Regions from separate parts of the Homo sapiens genome. Here region 2 is linked to region 1. Evidence: read pairs that join two places in POLR2A ChIA-PET (ENCODE). Cell type or tissue: OCI-LY7. All regions are shown on one strand. Each heading gives the region's core, and the rest is flanking DNA. Links, peaks and the distances in the headings are about the cores only.

Region 1 (7,239 bases), core at 1,435-6,434:
CACACTCTGGCATCTTCTTGCCCCACAACGAGACTGTTGGCCCCTTGAACAGGTTCCACCTAGGAGGGCCTGGGGCTGCCCTCTTCCAAGGTGTGGTACCATTGCCATACAAAGCAAGGAGCCCCATGCTTTGCTAAAACTCTGGAAGTTAAAGTTGCATCTCTGCTGCACCAAGGACCAGCCTGGGGCTCAGAGAGATGCACCTATGGCGTGATGCTGAAATAAGCCCTCGCAGGGCAGGTTGTGCGGACAGCAGCATGGAGTGCACCCCGAGGGGTGGCATGCCCCACTCCACTTCTGTGCCATTCAGGACAGTCCTGGAAAACTGAGTTCACTGCAGAGGGCCCACTGCTCAAAAGAACTCTGCAACCTGCATGTGGTAGAGGCGTGGGAAGGATGAGGAATGTTCTGGAAACCCTGTCTGTCATATGTGAGATGGTGCTGTATAGCCTAGAGTAGATGACTGCAAGGCAGCACCATGGCTAACATTCAGTATTGCTTCATCCATCATTCCGGCAGCATATCCATTGAACATCGCTACATCCCAGCTTTGTATGAGGTGGTGGGATGCAGCGGGTAGCAAACCACCCTGTAACTCTGCTTTCACAGAACACACAGAACAAGGACCACGAGGACAGACGCTGAAGGAGGAAAATTTTAATTCCTTTAAGTATAAGACAGAACACACCCGCCGGGCGTGGTGGCTCGCACCCGTAATCCCAGCACTTTGGGAGGCCAAGGCAGAAGGATCACTTGAGCCTAGGAGTTCAAGACTGGCCTGGGCAACATGGCAAAACCCTGCCTCTGCTAAAAATACAGAAATAAGTGGGGCATGGTGGCACACACCTATAGTCCCAGCTACTTTGAGGGGGAGTGGATTGAGAAGGTAGGATCGCTCAAGCCCAGGAAGTCAAGGCTGCAGTGAGCCATGATCATGCCACTGCAATCCAGCCTAGGTGACAAAGAGAGACTATCTCAAAAACAAGAAGCAAAACAAAACCATACCAAGGCAGTGAGTTCCCCGCTGCTGGAAGCAATCAAGGAAGCAGTAGAAGAGATTTCTGCTTTGGGTAGTTGGGTTGAATGAGATGACCACTAAGATCCCTTTGAACACCAAGGTTTGGCCATTTTATCAGCATCTGGATTGTGAAGTGTCTGATGCTTCTGAGTGTCCATTTCCCCATCTACCTTCTACAGATTCCTGAGACCTCCCCCAGTATGGAAAGAGAATCTTAAAACTGAAGAGTCTGTACACTGATGTATTAACCAGATTCTCTACTTCAGCTCTGGGATCCTAGTGTACCACAGAAGACTGGGTCTCGAACTGGGGGGCTTGAATCCTACCCATTCCCACTGAATCAGGATGGGGCAAGTTGGGCTGGGGCCAATGGGAGCTCTGAGGCAGGAGGTGACTTTCCCAGTGTCAGGTGGTAAGGGTAGTCGCTGGGAGGAAGGCACTTTAGAGATGCATGTCCCTTGACCAAGGGAGGAAGGCAATTTAGAGATGGATGTCCCTTGACTGAGGGACCAAGGACAGACCCCGGGGAGCCGAGCATCAAGGGGCTGTCGGAGAAAAGATGGGAGTCGCAGGGCCAGCTGGCAGCCAGGCCCAGCAGGCTCATCCCCTCAGCCCGGTGGGGGTGGTACTGGCGGTGCTGGCATGCCAAGGCCTCCTAGACCAGGGTTAACTTTCGGAGTCAGCCTCAACCTATATACTCCCTGAAATCAGACCAATTCAAGATGCACTGGAATGAGCACATTTCTTACTGGAGCCCCATTTAAAAAATATCCTGGCCAGGCACGGTGGCTCATGCCTGTAATCCCAACACTTTGGGAGGCCAAGGCAGGCAGATCACCTGAGGTCAGGAGTTCGAGACCAGCCCAGCCAACATGGTGAAACCCCATTTCTACTAAAAATACAAAAATGCCGGGCGCAGTGGCTCATCATGCCTGTAATCTCAGCACTTTGGGAGGCCGAGGCAGGCGGATCACCTGAAGTCAGGTGGTCGAGACCAGCCTGACCAACATGGAGAAACCCCATCTCTACTAAAAATACAAAATTAGCTGGGTGTGGTGGCACGTGCCTGTAATCCCAGCTACTTGGGAGGCTGAGGCAGGAGAATTGCTTGAACCTGGGAAGCGGAGGTTGCAGTGAGCCGAGATTGCACCGTTGCACTCCAGCCTGGGCAACAAGAGGGAAACTCTGTCTCAAAAAAAAAAAACAAACAACAACAAAAACAAAAATTAGCCAGGTGTGTCTCAAAAAACAAAACAAAACAAAAAAAATTCTCCAGGTATGGTGGCAGGTGCTTATAATCCCAGCTACTTGGGAAGCTGAGGCAGGACAATCGCTTGAACCCAGGAGGCAGAGGTTGCAGTGAGCCGAGATTGCTCCATTGCACTTCAGCCTGAGCGACAGAGTGAGACTCTGTCTCAAGAAAAAAAAAAAAAGCCATAAAACAACAATAAAATACATATCCCATGGGGAACACGCCCTGTCAGCCATTCAAATCTGCTTTAAAGGCTGTCACCTTGGAGAAATGACACTGGCCTGAGAAGCTAGGGCAGTTCGGGGGTCTGAGTAGACATCCCAGGGGATCAGGCCTGGGGTGTGCTAACCAGACTCTGGACAGCTGGGGTGCCCCCTGAGGTCAATGTCCTACACCCCGAGAGCAAGTGCAGGGACCATGCAGCCTTGCGTTGCTGTGGGAGGCAGCTATGCTGGGTCTGCCCAGTTTCTTTTTCTTTTCTCTTTCTTTCTTTTTTTTTTGAGATAGGGTCTTATTTTGTTGCCCAGGCTGGAGTGTAGTGGCGTGATCTCGGCTCTCTCCAGCCTTGAACTTCTAGGCTCAGGTGATTCTCCTGCCTCAGCATCCAGAGTAGCTGGGACCACAGGCGTGCACCGTCACACCTGGCTAATTTTTTTCTGTAGAGACGGGGTCTCACTGTGCTGGCCAGGTTGGTCTCAAACTCCTGGGCTCAAGCAATCTGCCCCCCTCGGCCTCCCAAAGTGCTGAGATTACAGGTGGGAGCCCTGGCGTTGTTGGCTGTTTTGCTTTCAGCGCTCACGGAGGGCTAGCACCTGCGGCAGGCTTGGGAACAGAGGGAGCCGCATTTCCAGAGACACAGCTCCTCCACTTCCCACCCCGGGCCGTCCCTCCCATGAGTCACCCTGTTATCCCCCCACAGCCAAATATAGCTCCCAAAGCCTGCCGGAAACAAAGGGAGTAGCGCCGTGCCTGGTGCTGAGTGGGGGGCGGTGCGGGAGGCGCACCCTGAGGCTAGGGGCCTGCCAGCCCACCCTTCACCCCTTCCTGTCCCGGGGCTGGGGTCTCTGCTGTACCTCTAATCTCACAGTTTCTCTTGCAAACACGGGGAATTTGGGGAAACATCCCGTACAGAAGCAGTGACCACTTCCTCCTAGGGGATTGTGGGCCACTCCAGGGGACAAAGAGCCAGGTGGGGGTCCGTTCCTCCACAAGATGAGGCCAAGATCCTGTTGGGCAGGGGCTCTGCTTCTGCGATCACCCAGGGTGTGTCCGGCCCTGGCCCTCCCCAGCAGCCTCTAGGGTGTCGCCCGGGCACTCAGAGCCACCACATAAGGAAATGTTTGTGCCTCGGGGGCTGGGCAGTGGCTCACACACGTCCTCCCTCCCTCTCTCCCCGCCCAGCCTGCCTCCCAGATGGCCTGGGCTGGGGCAGTTGGACCCAGGAGGAACCGCCCTGAGGCCAGGGGTGGGGAATCGGCCCAGCCTACAATTCACCTCAGGCCTCAGCTGAGGACAAGGCAGGGAGAGGGCCGGATGCCGGGCGTATGGGCCACACTTGGTGGTCCTCCTGCTGCGCCGCCTCAGGGGACTCCCTGCCTGGCTTTGCCTGTGCTGGCCGGAAATCATCTCCCCTTACTCCCCAGCAATGCAAGCTGCATGTGCAGCAGGAGGGAGGGTAGGACACATCGGAAACCACCGGGCTCGGCGATTGGGCTTTGAGATCTTGGAGCTACCACACCCAAGAGACTAGGAGCTGAGGGTGGCCGGGAGGAATCTACTCCCTGAAGAGCGCCCACCCACCCAGCCCAGTGTTTCCCCTGGGAGCCCAGGGCAGCCTTACTTCTCGGGGTTGTAACTAGGCCTCCTGACTACCCCCAGCCACCACTTACATGGGAAACATTTTATAACCTGCTTTCTGGCGGGCAAGGCCAGGCTCCCGTGGGCTGCCTTCCTTCTGAAGTTTTCCATTCAATTATTTACACGAGCCCACAGACCTCTGCAGGAAGTCGGCAGGCACAGGGTAGCATTTATTCTTCTGCTGTCTCATTTGTGGAGGGACCTCCCTTCTCTTGAATGTGGCTCCTTTGGAGGTCAGAGACTGAGGACGGTGGCATCATCTAGATCCCCGTTGTTTATTCTTGAGGCCAGAGCATTGCCCACCAGGTGTTTCCCAGGCACGGACCCCTTGCCCAGCGTGGCATTCAGAGGGGGCAGCTCCGGCCGCCTGCTCAGGAGTGGGGTGGGATGGGGAGCTGCCTCTGGAGCCTTGTGCTGAAGGAGAGGACCGTTGACGGAGAAGGACATCACCCAAGTCCTGGGGCCTTTGGGGAAAGTAGGAAACCTGCCTGTCCTACAGGAGAAGAGACCACCTCACCAACTTTGAAGGATGCAGGCCTTGTTTAGAGCAGATCTCAGAATTGGTGCCCTGCGGGCTCCAGGCCTTGGCCCTGCTGGTGGATGAAAGTGGCACAACCTGCCCTGAGGCCTGAGTGTCACGGGAACAACAGCTAGACGGCTAGACACTGGCCCCCTCACCCCACCTCCCAGGGTGGCACGGCTGTCCAGATATGGTGCTGAGGGAGGTCAGTGGGATAGCCCCACCATGGCCTCCCCCGCAGACTGCCCTGCACTGAGGACTGTCCCCATCCCCTTCTGAGGAGGGTCCCAACTGGTGTCCCAGAGTGCAGTCAACTCCCCGTTACTCCCAGAAGCAGGGGCTGGGGGCAATTCCCAGGCCTGGGAAAGAGGAAGGCAGTGCCTGGCAGGGCCACTCTCTTGGTGGGGAGAAGGGCCTGCCGCCATCCAATCCCCAGCTTCTCTGTTTTAATTCAAGATGCACGGGGCTGGGTGGGGAGGGTGAAGGCAGGTCCAGGTTCAGTGGAAAGAAGCTGTTTGTCTGCTTCTGGACCCTCATGTCCTGGGACTTGGGCCTGTATGTTCCTTAGAGGCAGGAACTGCTCCACAGCTCTATCTCTAGTCCAGACAGAGGCTTAACAGACCATGTGCTCAGAAAGTATCTTTTGGGTGACAGAAAAAAAGCCTTCATTTCCGTTTCAGATAAAACAGATCTGGTCTAGGCTGGGCGCGGTGGAACACGCCTGTAATCCTAGCACTTTGGGAGGCTGAAGCGGGAATATCATCTGAGGTCAGGAGTTTGAGACCAGCCTGGCCAAGAAAACCCCGTCTCTACTAAAAAGACAAAAAACTAGGCAGGCGTGGTAGCATGTGCCTGTAATCCCGAAATTGCACCTCTGCACTCCAGCCTGGGCAATAAAGCAAGACTCTCTCTCAAAACAAAAAAGTGTCTTCTGGGTGACTGAAAAAAAACCTTCATTTCAGATTAAAAAAAAAAAAATCTGGCCTAGGACGGGTGCATTGGCTAGTGCCTGTAATCCCAGCACTTTGGGAGGCTGAGGCGGGTGGTTCACTTGAGGCCAGGAGTTCGAGACCAGCCTGGCCAACATAGTGAAACCCCATTTCTACTAAAAATACAAAAATTAGCCAGGTGTGGTGATACATGCCTATAATCCCAGTTGCTCAGGAGGCTGAGGCATGAGAATCGCTTGAACCCAGGTGGTGGAGGTTGCAGTAAGCTGAGATCATATTACCTGCACTCCAGCCTGGGCAAGAGAACAAGACTCTGTCTCCAAAAAAAGGAAAAAGAAAAAAGATCTGGCCTACAGCAAAAAGGCTGTCCTGCAAAGTGTGCGAAGTGGCCCCTGCTCCCTGAGACATGTTCCAATGAGCTGGGGACAGACACATTGGGGACCTCGTGGAGAGGGATTCTCAAGGCAAACGCAGACACCTCCAGGGAGAGGTTTTCCGTGAGCATGACTGGAGAGTACCCGTAACCATAAACAGAGGACGGGCCGGGCGCGGTGGCTCACATCTGTAATCCCAAGCACTCTGGAAGGCCGAGGCGGGTGGATCACCTGAGGTCAGGAGTGCCTGAACCCAGCAGACAGAGGTTGCAGTGAGCCTACACGGTGCCAACTGCACTCCAGCCTGGGCGACAGAGACTCCGTCTCAAAAAAGAAAAAAAAAAAATCAGAGGGGACTAGGCTGCTGAGGGAGAGACAAGGAGGGCCTCACCAGGGGACCTCGGCAGTCACTCCAGCTCTGATGCTTGCCATCCCGCGTGTCTGGGACAGGTCCTCTGTGCCGTGGCGTCTCCCTCCATTTCCACCACCAGAGGTACTGTTCTTATGCAGACAACCTGCCCAGGCCTTTCATGGCAGTGCAGGGCTGGAGCCTGCAGTCCGAGTCCCTCTCCCGGAAAGAGGCCTGTGCTCCATACAGAAGCCACGAGGAGCAGTAGCCCGCGAAGGTGTCAACAGTGGGCACACGGGCTCTACCCCCAGGCCCCAGCTGCTTCTCCCCACTGCTCCCTAGGGAGGCCAGTCCATGCGAGCTCTCACTTCAGACGCCTGCCCAAGTCTTCTGCCCCCCGAGCCTCACCAACAGGTCCCTTCCCCACACACTCCTCTCCATGACCTGCCTCCTCTGCTTCCACCCACCATCCTCTCAAATGAGACTGAATGCCTCCCCAAACAGTCCTGGGCCCATTACCCTATTCCCTCTACCCCATGCCCTGGTCTCGGCTCACGGCTTCCTCCAGGCCGCTTCCCCTGTCATTGACAAGCCAAGCGCCTCCTTCACAGTGGTCTCAGGTTGTCCTAACTGCCTATTTCTAGGCGTTTCTCCCACTGGCTTCATGCTCTGCGTCACTATCACCGTGTGCGCCCAAGTGCAAAGTTGGGTCCAGGGCAGGAGCCAAAAAATCAGTGAAGAAAGAACGAAGGAAAGATTAAAAATTGCTTGGGGTGGTCGGCAGATTATGCTTTGCATGTAAACTGGGCAAGTGCAAATGAATCCAAAACAGGCCGGAAACAAGATCGTGTTCGCGGGCCACAGACAGCGGAGGCGGGGCTAGCACTCGAGGGTCCACGTACATCCCCGGGCCGCGCAA
Region 2 (7,239 bases), core at 1,511-6,510, 160 kb after region 1:
TCATGGAATGCTAGTTGTAAGTGAAGCCCATCAGAAGGGGCTGTTGTATTTATTTTATTAATTTTAATAACTTTCTTATTAATGTAGAAATGCTTTTAAAAGTACCCTGACCAGACTCAACTCATGAGTCTTGTGACAATTAAGTGTAGCTTAGGAATGATGTTTGTGGATAGCATAAAAGTTTCCAGTTTACTCATTAGTGGCCCAAGCAGTTGATTACAAATGCAATATTCTGGCTTTCACCCACAGAACCTATCAAAGAAACACCTGATAAACAAAAGAAGGAAATGGCCAATCAGAAAGAGTCCCCTGGAGCCAAAAAGCAGAAATTAGAAGGTAACAGGCCGGGCACGGTGGCTTACGCCTGTAATTCCAGCACTTTGGGAGGCCGAGGCGGGCGGATCACGAGGTCAGGAGATCAAGACCATCCTGGCTAACACAGTGAAACCCTGTCTCTACTAAAAGTACAAAAAATTAGCCGGGCGTGGTGGCGGGTGCCTGTAGCCTCAGCTACTCGGGAGGCTGAGGCAGGGGAATGGCGTGAACCCAGGAGGTGGAGCTTGCAGTGAGCCGAGATTGCGCCACTGCACTCCAGCCTGGGCAACAGTGCCAGACTCTGTCTCAAAAAAAAAAAAAGAAAAAGAAAAAGAAAAGAAATTAGAAGGTAGCGTGTTGGCCGTGGTTTAAGGCACAGGAGATGCATGGAGAATGTCACATTGGCAAAAACTTAGTCTCCATTAGCCCAAATGAGCAACAATGGGATTTGCTACAGAAGCTTGGTGTTACAATTTTCAGTGGATTTTCTTTTAGTGCTACTTTTTCTGAACTGAGTTCTTTTTTTTTTTTTTTACCTTTTTGTGTAGCAACTGAACCACGTGTAGCATTCCAACTGTTTGTTGGAAACCTGAATTTCAGCAAAACTGCTGCTGAACTAAAAGTTGGCCTCAGTGAATTTTTTGCTAAAAATGATCTTGAAGTTGTTGGTGTCAAAGTTGGCTTGTCCAGGTAAATACCAATCAACTAAGAAGGTTTTTAAGAGCATATCAGCCCAGCACTTACTATTCCTGGAGAATTTAGATGTTCCAGTAGCTTTGTAGTACTTCATGATGGTTCATAGGCTGCTGTCTTCTCAGGTCCTTTTGTTACCTGCTCTTCACCCTTTGGTGGGATTTTACCTCAGTCACTCGCAGTTTAAAATGAATATGTAAAATCCTTCAGTGGCTCATGTTTAGTAAATCTGTTATATTAAACTTTGCTACCCCATTTTCCCAACCAAAATATTAAAATAATCCCAAGATCTTCCAAGTCTTAGAGACAGGGTCTTGCTATTTTACTCAGGCTGGTCTCAAACTCCTGGGCTCAAGTGATCCTTCCACCTCAGCTTCCCAAAGTGCTGGGATTACAGGTGTGAGCCACTGTGCCCTGCCTATTTCTTAAAAATTAAAAAAAAAAATTTTTTTTTTTGAGACAGTCTCCGTCTGTCGCTCAGGCTAGAGTGCAGTGGTGCGATCTCACTGTGGCCTGCCTGTTTCTTAAAAATTCCAAAAAAAAATTTTTTTGAGACAGTCTCCCTCTGTCGCTAGAGTGCAGTGGCGCGATCTCAGCTTACTGTAGTCTCTACCTTCCAGGTTCAAGCAATTCTCCTGCCTCAGCCTCCCGAGTAGCTAAGATTACAAGCGCCTGCCACCATGCCCAGCTAATTTTTGTATTTTTAGTAGAGACGGGGTTTTGCCATGTTGCGCAGACTGGTCCTGAACTCCTGGTCTCAAGTGATCCGTCAGTCTCAGCCTCCCAGAGTGCTGGGATTACAGGTGTGAACCCCTGCACCGAGCCAAAAATAAATACATAAATAAATAACTTTTTTTGAAACAGGGTCTCACTCCGTTGCCCAGGCTGGAGTGCAGTGGTGTGATCATGGCTCACTGCAACCTCTGCCACCTGGACTCAAACAATCCTCCCACCTCAGCCTCCTGAATAGCTGGGACTACAGGCACACATCACCATGCCTTTTTTGTACATGAGGTTTCGCCATGTTGCCCAGGCTGATCTCAAACTCCTGAGCTCAAGTAATCCTCCCACCTCAGCCTCCCAAAGTGCCGGGATTACAGGTGTGAACCATTGCGCCCAGCCAAAATTTGTAATTTCAAGCCACACTTTCTATAGCTCTTGGTTAAATTTTGTCAGTTGTTAAGCAGAAAACCAATAGAGATGTCAATAGGCAAACTCTGCACTGATTCTCAGTCCTTGCTCTAGAACGAGGTCTCTTGACTTCAGCATTACTGACATTCTGGGCTGGACAATTTTTTTTTGGAGACAGGGCCTCTGGCTCTTTCATCCAGGCTGGAATGCAATGGTGCGATCTCGGCTCACTGCAACCCCTGCCCTCCAGCTCAAGCCATCTTCCCACGTCAGCCTCCTGACTAGCTGGGACCACAGGCATGTACCACTATGCCTGGCTAATTTTTGTGTGTGTGTATTTTCTGTAGAGACAGGAAATACATGTTGACCAGGCTGGTCTCAAACTCCTGAGCTCAAGCAGTCTGCATGCCTTGGCCTCGCAAAGTGCTGGGATTGCAGGCATGAGCCACTGCACCGGGTCTGGGCTGGGCAGTTCTATGTTATGGTGGCTGTCCAGTTCATTGTGGGATGTTTAGCAACCTCCCTGGATTCTACCCATTAGACACTAGATGATTCCCTGTTTGTAACAGCCAAAAATGTCTCTAGAGATTGTCAAGCTTGCCCCCTGGGTAAGAACTAGTTCTCCATAGTTACTTCATAGTACTGACTGCCAGTTTGTGGAGCCTTGCTTTTAAACTGTAAATTAGGCAGCTGCTCGTGACTTAGTGCTAATTTCTATTCCAACAGCTAGCGTGATTAGCTAACCAGAGGCATATGCTTTTCATCTTACCTGTGTGTGCTTTTTCCCTTTTCTTCTACATCTCTGTAGGAGATTTGGTTATGTGAATTTTTTTTTTTTTTTTTGAGACAGTCTTGCTCTGTCGCCCAAGCTGGAGTGCAGTGGTGCGATCTTGGCTCACTGCAAGCTCCGCCTCCCAGGTTCCCGCCATTCTCCTGCCTCAGCCTCCCAAGTAGCTAGGACTACAGGCGCCCACCACCACACCCGGCTAATTTTTTTGTATTTTTTTAGTAGAGACGGGGTTTCACTGTGTTAGCCAGGATGTTCTCGATCTCCTGACCTCGTGATCCACCTACCTCAGCCTCCCAAAGTGCTGGGATTACAGGCGTGAGCCACCGCGCCCGGCTGGTTATGTGAATTTTAAATCTGCTGATCAAGAAAAAGCCTTGGAACTAAGTGATACAAAAGTCCTTGGGTATGAAATTAAAGAAACCAAAGGGAAAGGAAACAAAGGTATGCAAACAAGGTAATTTGTTCAAAGGTATCCATGTGTCTAGAAGATTCTGGGTCAGGCAGGAATATCACATTCTTTCTAATTTGATGCAAGTAGTCCTCAGTTTCCGACAGGCCACCTGCCTCCGTGGCACCTTGCCCTCTCTCCTGTGCTTGAGCTGCATGGCTCACCTTTCTCTGTCATAACATTCTTTCCAGGACTCAGTCTCTGGCTACTTGAAACCCATCCATCCAGTTTTAGCTTAAATATCACTTCCTCAGATCAGAAAACTCTTTCCTTACCCCCACACTAGGGTAAACTTCTCTACTAGACTTCCTCATTGCCCCTTTTACTTGTCCATCCTGGCACTTATCGAAGTTTATAACTACATGACCCTCATTTACCAGTCTTCTCCAACAAGAACACATTCCTGAGAGCAGAGGCCAAGTTCGTGTTTTCACAGCGAGCATGTAGCACAGGCCCTACCCCAGAGTATGTGTTCAAATATTTGTTAAACTAATGAAGATGTATTGTTTCCACTTTGCAACTCTTTGAGGGGTATTTTTTCTTTTTTCTTTTTTTTTTAAAACAGAGTCTCGTTCTGTCGCCCAGGCTGGAGTGCAGTGGTGCGATCTTGGCTCACTGCAACCTCCACCTCCCGTGTTCAAGCCATTCTCCTGCCTCAGCCTCCCGAGTAGCTGGGATTACAGGCACGTGCTACCACACTCGGCTAATTTTTTGTATTTTTAGTAGAGACGGGGTTTCACTGTGTTAGCCAGGATGGTCTTCATCTCCTGACCTCGTGATCTGCCCACCTCGGCCTCCCAAGGTGCTGGGATTATAGGCATGAGCCACTGCGCCCCACCCGAGGGGTATTTTTTCTATCTTAGGGGACTTTTGATGCTTACTAAATCTAAACTCACCAAAAATATTCTTTTGTTTTTATGTAGATCAAAATGCCAAAACACTTTTGATCAAGAACCTGCCTGACAAAGTCACTCCACATGAATTAAAAGAAGTGTTTGAGGATGCTTTTCAAATCAGATTAGTGAGCAAAGATGGGATGAGTAAAAAGTATGTTTTGCACCTCGTACTGAATAAGAATGTATGTCTACTGGATACAAACATAATGGAATTTCCTTACATTCTCTCAAATCTTTTATGCCTGATTTTAGAGAAGGAAAGAGTAGTTATCCAGATTTCTGCCAGTAGGCATAAAAAGCCAAAGGGGACATCATAAAGGGACAGCCAAAACTCCTAGAAAACTGTAGTGGTGCTATAGAGAAATAGAGACTTCATCTGCTACCAAGTACAAGATTGAAGATTGGAATTTATTCATAGATTATGTACATTCTGTCTTCTCTCTCCAGGGCTGACTCCACTAGAATAATGTACTTAGTAACTTGCTTGGACAGGTACCAAAATAGCACATAGAATTGAATTGTTAGGTTTATGTTGTAACCAATTAATGAAACACTGTCCTTAGATATCTAGGCTTTGGTAGAGTAAGAGAGTGAATATGGTGAAATTAGAGAGGGTGGAGTATAATATATTTTGAAGGGATTGTCATTGAGGTGAAAATTGAGTATTGGGTTTACAGATACATTTGAGCTAAATATGTTGGTGTAGGTGAACTCTAAAATAATCTGTAGCAGTATGTTCTGATGAACATAATCTCTAGAAAGAATACTACAGATCTTCAAGCATAAGATAGAACTGTATGTATTGACCTGGAAAGCCATGATAAATATGAGGAAACAAATCTGAAAGAATAAATTCCAAATTGTTAGCAGTGTTTACTAGGAGGAGATTTGGGAGCACTCTGCCTATAGTCTCCAGAAAACCAGCAAACAAGTTCCTGCCAAAAGCTATATAATTTCTCGAAGTTTAATTAGGTTTTAATTAAATATACTTAAATCTTTGTAATCATTTCTCTACCTGAAGAATTACTGTATCACTTCTCAGCCTTTTGGCTAAGATCAAGTGTAGTATCTGTTTTTTCAGTTTAATATCTGATATGTCCTAAATTAAAAATAATAAAAAATAAATAAAGGGGAGATAAGAGAAACCAGAGACTCCATGGCCATGTGAAATAAAGCATAGTACCTATGCCAGAAAAGAGTGTGGTGCAGGCTGGGCATGGTGGCTCATGCCTGTAATCCCAGCACTTTGGGAAGCTGAGGCTGGCGGATCATGAGGTCAGGAGATTGAGACCATCCTGGCCAACATGGTGAAACCCCGTCTGTACTAAAATACAAAAAATTAGCTGGGCGTTGTGGCACGCTCCTGTAGTCCCAGCTACTCGGGAGGCTGAGGTAGGGGAATTGCTTGAACCCGGGAGGCAGAGGTTGCAGTGAGCCAAGATTGGGCCACTGCACTCCAGTCTGGTGACAGAATGGGACTCCATCTCAAAAACAAAACAAAACAAAAACAACAACAGAATGTGGTGCATTATGTTTAAGAATCTGACTCAGACCAGGCACGGTGGCTCATGCCTATAATCCCAGCACTTTGGGAGGCCGAGGCGGGGGGATCACCTGAGCTCAGAAGTTTGAGACCAGCCTGGCCAACGTGGTAAAACTCCGTCTCTATTAAAAATACAGAAGATTAGCCAGTCATGGTGGTACACACCTGTAATCCCAGCTACTCAGGAGGCTGAGACAGGAGAATCATTTCAAGCCAGGAGGTAGAGGTTGCAGCGAGCAGAGATCGTGCCACTTCACTCCAGCCTGGGCAATGAGCAAAACTCTGTCTCAAGAAGAAAGAATCTGACTCGATATGTCCTTATTCATACCTTTCACCAAATTAAATTACAGGTTCATTAGAGATTTCATGTAAAATATGAAACCATAAAGTATTAGAGGAAGACATAGAGAATATTTTTGGGTTTTATTTGTTTTAATAATCTTCAGGAGAGGAAGGCCTTTTGAAGTATGACACAATCCTGGAAGTCCCAAAAGAAAAGTTATATAAATTTGGCTAGGCACAATGACTCACACCTGTAATTCCAGCACTTTGGGAGGCCGAGGCGGGTGGATCACCTGAGGTTAGGAGTTCCACACCAGCCTGGCCAACATGGTGAAACCCTGTCTCTACTAAAAATACAAAAAAATTAGCTGAGCATGATGGTGGGCGCCTGTAATCCCAGCTACTCGGGAGGCTGAGGCAGGAGAATCGCTTGAACCCAGGAGGTGGAGGTTGCAGTGTGCTGAGATCATGCCATTGCACAACAGCCTGGGTGACAAGAGCGAGGGAAACTCTGTCTCAAAGAAAAAAAAAAAAGATATATAAATTTGACTGCAGAAATATATTTTTACATGGAGGAAAAAAAAATCCCCATAAGCAAAGTCAAAAGACAAGTGACACACCAGGGAAAAATATTGGTAACTCATCAAAACTGAAGACTGGTTTTACTGATATAAAAGTGCACCAGAGGCCAGGTGCAGTGGCTCACGCCTGTAATCCCAGCGCTTTGGGAGGCCGAGGCAGGCGGATCACCTGAAGTCGGGAGTTTGAGACCATCCTGGCTAACATGGTGAAACCCCGTCTCTACTAAAAATAGAAAAAATTAGCCAGGCATGGTGGTATGCGCCTGTAATCCCAGCTACTCAGGAGGCTGAGGCAGAAGAATCGCTTGATCCCGGGAGGCAGAGGTTGTAGTGAGCCGAGATCGCGCCACTGCACTCCAGCCTGGGCGACAAAGCAAGACTGCCTCTCAAAAAAAAGTGCACCAGGCCAGGCATGGTGGCTCACGCCTGTAATCCCAGCACTTTGGGAGGCTGAGGCAGGTGGATCACCTGAGGTCAGGAGTTCGAGACCAGCCTGGTCAACATGGTAAAACCCTGTCTCTACTAAAAATACAAAAAATTAGCCAGGCATGGTGGCAGGC

Evidence for each region. ChIA-PET counts read pairs that join two places held together with the same protein. Peaks named below come from ENCODE experiments on the same cell type or tissue, not always from the same donor. Only the 100,000 strongest peaks of a DNase experiment are listed, where the experiment ranks them.
Region 2: POLR2A ChIA-PET joins it to region 1 with 8 read pairs; 4 of 35 experiments call an interaction of 5 or more read pairs at or near these places.

What each region holds. Positions count from the first base shown.
Region 1 is chr2:231,662,982-231,670,220 of GRCh38, reverse strand. No RefSeq gene overlaps it. Among named protein-coding and RNA genes, the nearest start is that of PTMA, 42 kb to the left of the region's middle. RefSeq lists enhancers at 1,091-1,627, 3,029-3,323, 3,375-3,594, 3,240-3,775, 3,925-3,984 and 2 more and a silencer at 3,085-3,144. In OCI-LY7, for the core only: no CTCF peak of the experiment used is centred there; DNase peaks (open chromatin) are centred at 2,600, 3,710 and 4,270; H3K4me3 peaks cover 1,757 bases; H3K27ac peaks cover 4,401 bases.
Region 2 is chr2:231,500,266-231,507,504 of GRCh38, reverse strand. LINC00471 (long intergenic non-protein coding RNA 471) reads left to right here. Exons shown (of 5, transcript NR_199863.1): 4 at 250-336; 5 at 4,301-5,418. It also overlaps the pseudogene RNU2-22P. Among named protein-coding and RNA genes, the nearest start is that of LINC00471, 10 kb to the left of the region's middle. In OCI-LY7, for the core only: no CTCF peak of the experiment used is centred there; no DNase peak of the experiment used is centred there.